2 separate regions of the Homo sapiens genome follow, and region 1 is linked to region 2. The links are chromatin contacts, found by Hi-C or POLR2A ChIA-PET in ENCODE. All regions are on one chromosome and are shown on one strand. Each heading gives the region's core, a stretch centred on a gene start or an enhancer-like site at or near the end of the contact. The rest is flanking DNA. Distances are from core to core; before and after follow the strand shown. Region 1 holds the start of MLH3 (mutL homolog 3). Region 2 holds the start of FCF1 (FCF1 rRNA-processing protein).

Region 1 (2,784 bases), core at 29-2,528, 340 kb before region 2:
ACCCTGTGAAAATGGCCATCTACAAGCCAAGGAGAGAGGCCTCAGGAGAAATCGTTGCTGCCAACACCTTGATCTCAGACTTCCAGTCTCTAGAACTGAGAGGAAATAGACTTCTGCTGCTTAAGCTACTCAGTCTGAGGTATTTTGTTATGGCAGCCCTAGGTATAGTAATAATCATAAACAGTTATCAGGATTTTGCTTAATCAGCCCTAGAAGACTGGTTGGTTGGGTTTGGTTAGTCACTAAACTAGCATATATCAAATGCTTACCAGGTCTGACAAATTCGTTATAAATTCCACTTTAAATTCTCAATGAAAATGAGATAGAAAGCAAAAACTAAGGACTGGTTAACAATTCCAAAACACTTTATTCTCACAGCATTCTCAGAGTTCTGCTCTCCTTTAGTTATTTTTATAACTAAAAGCTGTGGTGGCACTGGGGAGATTCAAGTCAGTGAAGAGAGTCTTGGTGTTGTCATCTGTAAATTAAGAGTTGAGCAAAGGCCGGGTGCGGTGGCTCACGCCTGTAATCCCAACACTTTGGGAGGCCGAGGCGGGCAGATCACCTGAGGTCCGGAGTTCGAGACCAGCCTGACCAACATGGAGAAACCCCCGTCTCTACTAAAAATACAAAATTAGCCGAGTGTGGTGGCGCATGCCTGTAATCCTAGCTACTCGGGAGGCTGAGGCAGGAGAATCACTTGAACCCTGGAGGCGGAGGTTGCAGTAAGCTGAGATCGCACCACTGAATTCCAGCCTGGGCAACAAGAGCTAAACTCCGTCTCAAAAAAAAAAAAAAAAAAAAAAAGAGTTGAGTTAGACAGTTTCTCAGCCTTTTCCAGCTCCAAATGCCATAATTCTAAGATGGCAGGCTCTGGAATTATTCATTCATTCGGTGCCTACCATAGGCCAGGCACTGTTCTTGGTAACTGGGATACAGCAGTAAACAAAATATATAAACTCCTTACCTTCACATAGCTTACATTCTAGGGAGAGAAGACAATAAGTAAACACATAAAATATATATTGAATTAAACGGTAGTTAAGAGCAAAGGTGAAAATGAGAAAAAAAAGGAAAGGGAAAACACGGGAAAAAAAAATAAAAACAAAAGTAAAAGCTACGACATAGTCTTTAACACCATGCCAAAAGGGAATAAGGATTGAGACTGTAGGTACCGGTTCACTGAACCCTGGGATGCGGATCCTTGGCTGGAACAACTGGTGCGCATGCGCACTGGTGTCTCGCGGCCTGGCGCGCCCCCTCCGAAGCGCATGCTCGTGGGCACGCACGAGCCTCAAGATCCAAGGTGCGCGCGTCGGCGTCCGAGGCGGTTGGTGTCGGAGAATTTGTTAAGCGGGACTCCAGGTGACTCTGGGGGAAGCACGCGACGAAAAGATGATGCCGGGGTCTCTTCTAACACCAGAAGGGCCCTGATGATGGCTGCGCGCAGCTTTCGGAGCCGGATGCGCGAGGGCCCCGGAGGCCCGGCGGCCTGGCGGCCGGGCGGGCCCAGTTTGGGGACAAGGACGGGGCTGGCCAGGGAGGGGCTGGGCCTGGCGGGAAGGCAGCGCTGCCCCGGACTCGGCCCGCGCGGCCCTCCCAGGCCCCCGTGCCCTGGATCCAGGCCCGTGCGTCCCGTCAGTCCCAGGCGCTGGGAGGCGTCATCAGGAAATCATTGGGTTTACATTAATCGGAATACTTGTTAAACGTTTACCCGTCAGTTGCTGCCGGCTGCTTAGTGCATTAGCTTAGAAAGCAGCAGAAATTCTGCAGTTAAGAGCCCTGATTTGTCCCGAGTTTGGAAAACCGGCCCCACCGCCTGCAGGGGCCCACCCACGTGGCTCTCACTGATGGAGAAGAAGGGGAGACCTTTAATGGCACTGGAATCTTAGGGTTTGGTTTTTTTTGTTTTGTTTTTTGTTTTTGTGTTTTCACTTGCAGGAAAACTTAAAATCAAGTTCAGGCAGCCCCATGCCATCATTATTATTACCAAGGTAGTTTATGCCCATCTGTAAAGACCAAAAGAATATTAATAATGACCTTCTGGCCGGGCGCGGTGGTTCACACCTGTAATCCCAGCACTTTGGGAGGCCAAGGCGGGAGGATCACTTGAGTTCAGGAGTTCGAGACCAGGCTGGTTAACATGGTGAAACCCCATCTCTACATAAGAGACAAAAATTAGCCAGGCATGGTGGCGAGCGCCTGTAATCCCAGCTACTCGGGAGGCTAAGGCTGGAGGATTGCTTGAGCCCGGGAGGTGCAGGCTGCAGTGAGCCGAGATTGTGTCATTGCACTCCAGCCTGGGTGACAGAGTGAGACTGTTTCAAAAAAGAATAATAACGACTTTCTAAAAACATCAGAGTAATACATGAACAGGATTTAACAATCAAATGGCAAAGAAAGGTTTATATGAAAAGGAATTTTCCTGCTTTATCTTTTCCCATTCCCAGCCTCTTTCCCTGAGGTGACTATACTTAACCATAATAATAATAACCTCTTAATGCCCCCAATCTCTCTTTGATACAATTTGATTCTTAAAATTTCTTCCTATTGCTTCACCTTATTACAATGTCTTAGCAATTCATTATAAGTATTTTTCTAAAAGTCATGGTTATTGTGTAATGTATAAATGTTATGAAACTAGCTTGGACATTTTTGTCATGAATAATTTCTAGCTAATGTTCCTTAGCTGTATTTAATTTAGGCATCTGTTTTTGGTGAAGTGGTTAGAATTTCGAATACTGTGTTTACTGGTCAACTTCAAGTGTAATTATGATTTCACTT
Region 2 (3,263 bases), core at 187-2,686:
CAAGGATCACAATCCACTTCCAAGCAATGGGTAAAAGGGTGACAGTTATCTTCTGAAGATTCAGATGCTTTAACTTTTGGGGGAAAAGTATTACCCCATATGCTTCTTATAAAGGGCTAAAATGTAAAAACGCATATACAGAACTTAACCCTTAACTAGAAAGAAATTATTATTAATGGAGTGTCATTCCTAAAAATTACACAATACATCCACACTAAAGGCTGAGAATAATAATTCTGAAGGTTTTAACGACTATTCTCTTATTCTGAGACTCTTTTTTGTATTTTTAGTGGAGACAGGGTTTCACCGTGTTGGCCAGGCTGGTTTTGAACTCCTCACCTCAGGTGATCCACCCGCCTCAGCCTCCCAAAGTGCTGGGATTACAGGCGTGAGCCACTGCGCCCGGCTTTCTGAGACTCTTAAACTCAGTGAAGATCAGTCTTTATTTAATAGCTATGCTTATTCTACACTTAAGCAGGGACACCGCTTTGATCCTCTTCATACTAGGGAATTTCACTTCACTTTCTTCTTCCACAGTGATTTGGATTCTTATATTAGTAAGACTTATAAAATGGAGATATCTTGGAGTTTTCCCATTTTCTCTGACAAAAATATTTGAGTACCAGGCACTGGAAACGCCAGACAAACAAGGTCTCTAACCTTGCCATCTTTCAACAAGAAACACTCCCCTCGCCCCACCCCAGGGGAATGTAGTAGTGTAATGGTAAAAACATAAAGAGAACTATACGGACTTCACCGAACTGACATGAGGTTTAAATGCGATATGGCAGACAAAGCATATAACGGTAGAAAAAGTGAACACTTAAGAAATGTTTAATTCCCATCGCCTTTCCCAGTGTGATCGCTCAGCAGCTAAATTACTGTTAAACACTGGCTATCTCATGCTATATAAATCTAAGACACGATAATAAGCAAAAAACAAAATAATAACAACAAACATTTTTACTACTTATCCTCTCTAGACTCTTATTAGAATATCCCTGGGCAGTTGATTCCAGACACTCACAGCCTCTGATCTCTGAGACTAAGCATTCGCTTCATGGTCGCATACTTCCTTGTTTTCTTTTGCTTCCCCTTGAAACAGAAATTTTAGAATTAAAAAAGTTGGAAACACACGGCATCTTTTAAAGTCTCTTCTTTTCTCTTGTCTATTGCCTTCCCTTCTTGCCTCAAATAACCCAGACCCTCTTCCCCACTCTGTAAAGCATAACAGTCACCGCTTGGAGAAGTTTAAGAGCTAAGACCAGAATGAAAATATGCTAGGATAATGTGAAGGAAATTTGGCCACGGTCTGACTACCTCCTTCTCCACCCAAAAAGTGGCCTGATAACGTCCCTTCTTGGACCGTCTTCTCTCACCATGGTCACGCCAAACTCCTGGTTCTTCCGTAATCACCAACGGCGCAATACTTCTACGTCATTCACATACTGCTTCCGGCAAAGGATAGCCCGGAAGCGGAAACTCCTTGGGGAAAGGGCAATCCCCCGAGCCGGTTCCCAGGCCGGGTGGAGACCAACTCTGGGGTCTGTTGGTGGGAGAGTGGGGAGCCCGTCTTCTGCTGAGTGCTGCCGCCCCTTCCCAGGACAGCGGAGGTGGAACTTCGTCGCGCTGCAACCCCCGGCTCGGGTAACGTTTCTCTCCAGCCTTAGGCAGAGCCCAGAAGACCTGCCTTTACCAGAGTTCCAGAGAGAGAGGGAGGAAAAGGGTAGGGGGGTTCAGACTCCTGGTTTGCCCAGTAGTTTGGGGGAACACATTCTCCTCACCCTGTAGCGTTGGGGTATCCGGTGTCTATGGTCCAGCCCTGAGGCTGTGGTTCCTATTTGGTTTTCCTAGCCGATATGGTGCTTTGTGCAGCTAGGTGGATGATTGTTCTCGAGTATATACCGTGTACTCCTCTCGGTGAAGAGAGAAATGAAGCAGTGTTTGAGGGCCTAGACTATCGCTAGAGAATTGGGGCATAAGCTTGCATATGTTACTACTTACCCAAGCCAAGAAAATGGTGAGATACAATGCACATTTATTGTGAAGCCTTGGTGTGTCATCTTTAAGTAAAAAGGGAGAATTTGTGAGAACAAGGAGCGAAAGGTAGCTTTTTTCTTTGAGTACCTGCTATGTATTCCAGTGGTTCTTAACTTTTTGGAGATAACTTATTTCTTGAAAGTTTGTGGAAAGCCAGGAACAATTCTTTAAAAAATGGGCACACATACAGTTTGTAATACACTTAATGAGATTGGTGGACTCTGAAGCCCATCCGTGGACCCTCTGGGTGTCTGTAAACTTTAAATGAAAACCCCCATCCTGTATACTGTACTTGTCACTTTATTCATATTACCTTCTTTGACCTTCTCAATAACATAAATTCTTTTATTTTACATATGGGGAAATTGAGCCCCAGACTTTGTTCAGGGGTCTGTTTGAGTCTCGTGATTCCAAAGTCTGTACTTGTATTTCTTTTTTTCTTTTTCTTTCTTTCTTTCTTTCTTTTTTTTTCTTTTTTTTTTTTTTTTTTTTTTTTTTTTTGCACTTTGTCTTCCATTCTCCAGCTACTGATCAAGCTGGGAACGGAATGGGTACCTCTGTCATACTTTTCTTATTGCATGATGCTATCCTAGAGTTGGAAGTAAAATATGTTATCAGGTTTAAAAAAGAAGGTGACCATTGTATAACCCTTATGATGAAAACACGTTTATTGTTTAACACGAACTTTGGAGTCTGACTGATGGGGTTAAAATCCTTGCTCTGCCTTATAACTCGCCATGACATTGGGTGAGTTAATCTATCTGCATCTCAGTTTCTTTATCTGTAAAATGGAGATAATCATAGTAGCACTCTTTTATTGGGATGTTATCAGGACTTATGTTTATTCATAGTTAACATGCGAGGTCCCTAGAAGAGTGTAAACCAGACTACTCAGAGTGTTTTCTGTTGTTACCATTGTGTGTCTTCCAACTTGAGGATGTGTGGCAGGGTTGGAATTTTATGCCAATTTTATTTTATTTTATTTTATTTTATTTTTGAGACAGAGCCTCCCTCTGCTGCCCAGGTTGGAGTGCAGTGGCGCAATCTCGGCTCACAGCAACCTCCCCCTCCCAGGTTCAAGCAATTCTCCTGCCTCAGCCTCCCGAGTAGCTGGGACTGCAGGCATGTGTGTGCCACCATACCTTGCTAATTTTTGTATTTTTAATAGAGATGGGTTTCACCATGTTGGCAAGGCTGGTCTCAAACTCCTGACCTCAGGTGAT

The links. Hi-C counts contacts between places; a loop is a spot of excess contacts on that map. ChIA-PET counts read pairs that join two places held with the same protein, here RNA polymerase II (POLR2A). Pooled maps may share reads with other maps.
Region 1: a map with no recorded cell type shows a loop between it and region 2 (4-fold over the local background). The contact joins the promoter of MLH3 here to the promoter of FCF1 in region 2. A Hi-C loop is called at or near these places in 2 of 37 single-sample maps with no recorded cell type and 7 of 50 pooled maps. POLR2A ChIA-PET finds 5 or more read pairs at or near these places in 1 of 52 experiments (A673).

Annotation. Positions count from the first base shown.
Region 1 is chr14:75,049,961-75,052,744 of GRCh38, reverse strand. MLH3 (mutL homolog 3) reads left to right here and starts at 1,278. Exons shown (of 13, transcript NM_001040108.2): 1 at 1,278-1,365. RefSeq lists a silencer at 1,476-1,665.
Region 2 is chr14:74,711,317-74,714,579 of GRCh38, reverse strand. It overlaps FCF1 (FCF1 rRNA-processing protein), which reads right to left and starts at 1,436. Exons shown (of 8, transcript NM_015962.5): 1 at 1,380-1,436; 2 at 1,028-1,095. The coding sequence starts at 1,382. It overlaps AREL1 (apoptosis resistant E3 ubiquitin protein ligase 1), which reads left to right and starts at 1,500. Exons shown (of 20, transcript NM_001039479.2): 1 at 1,500-1,647. RefSeq lists an enhancer at 1,323-1,602.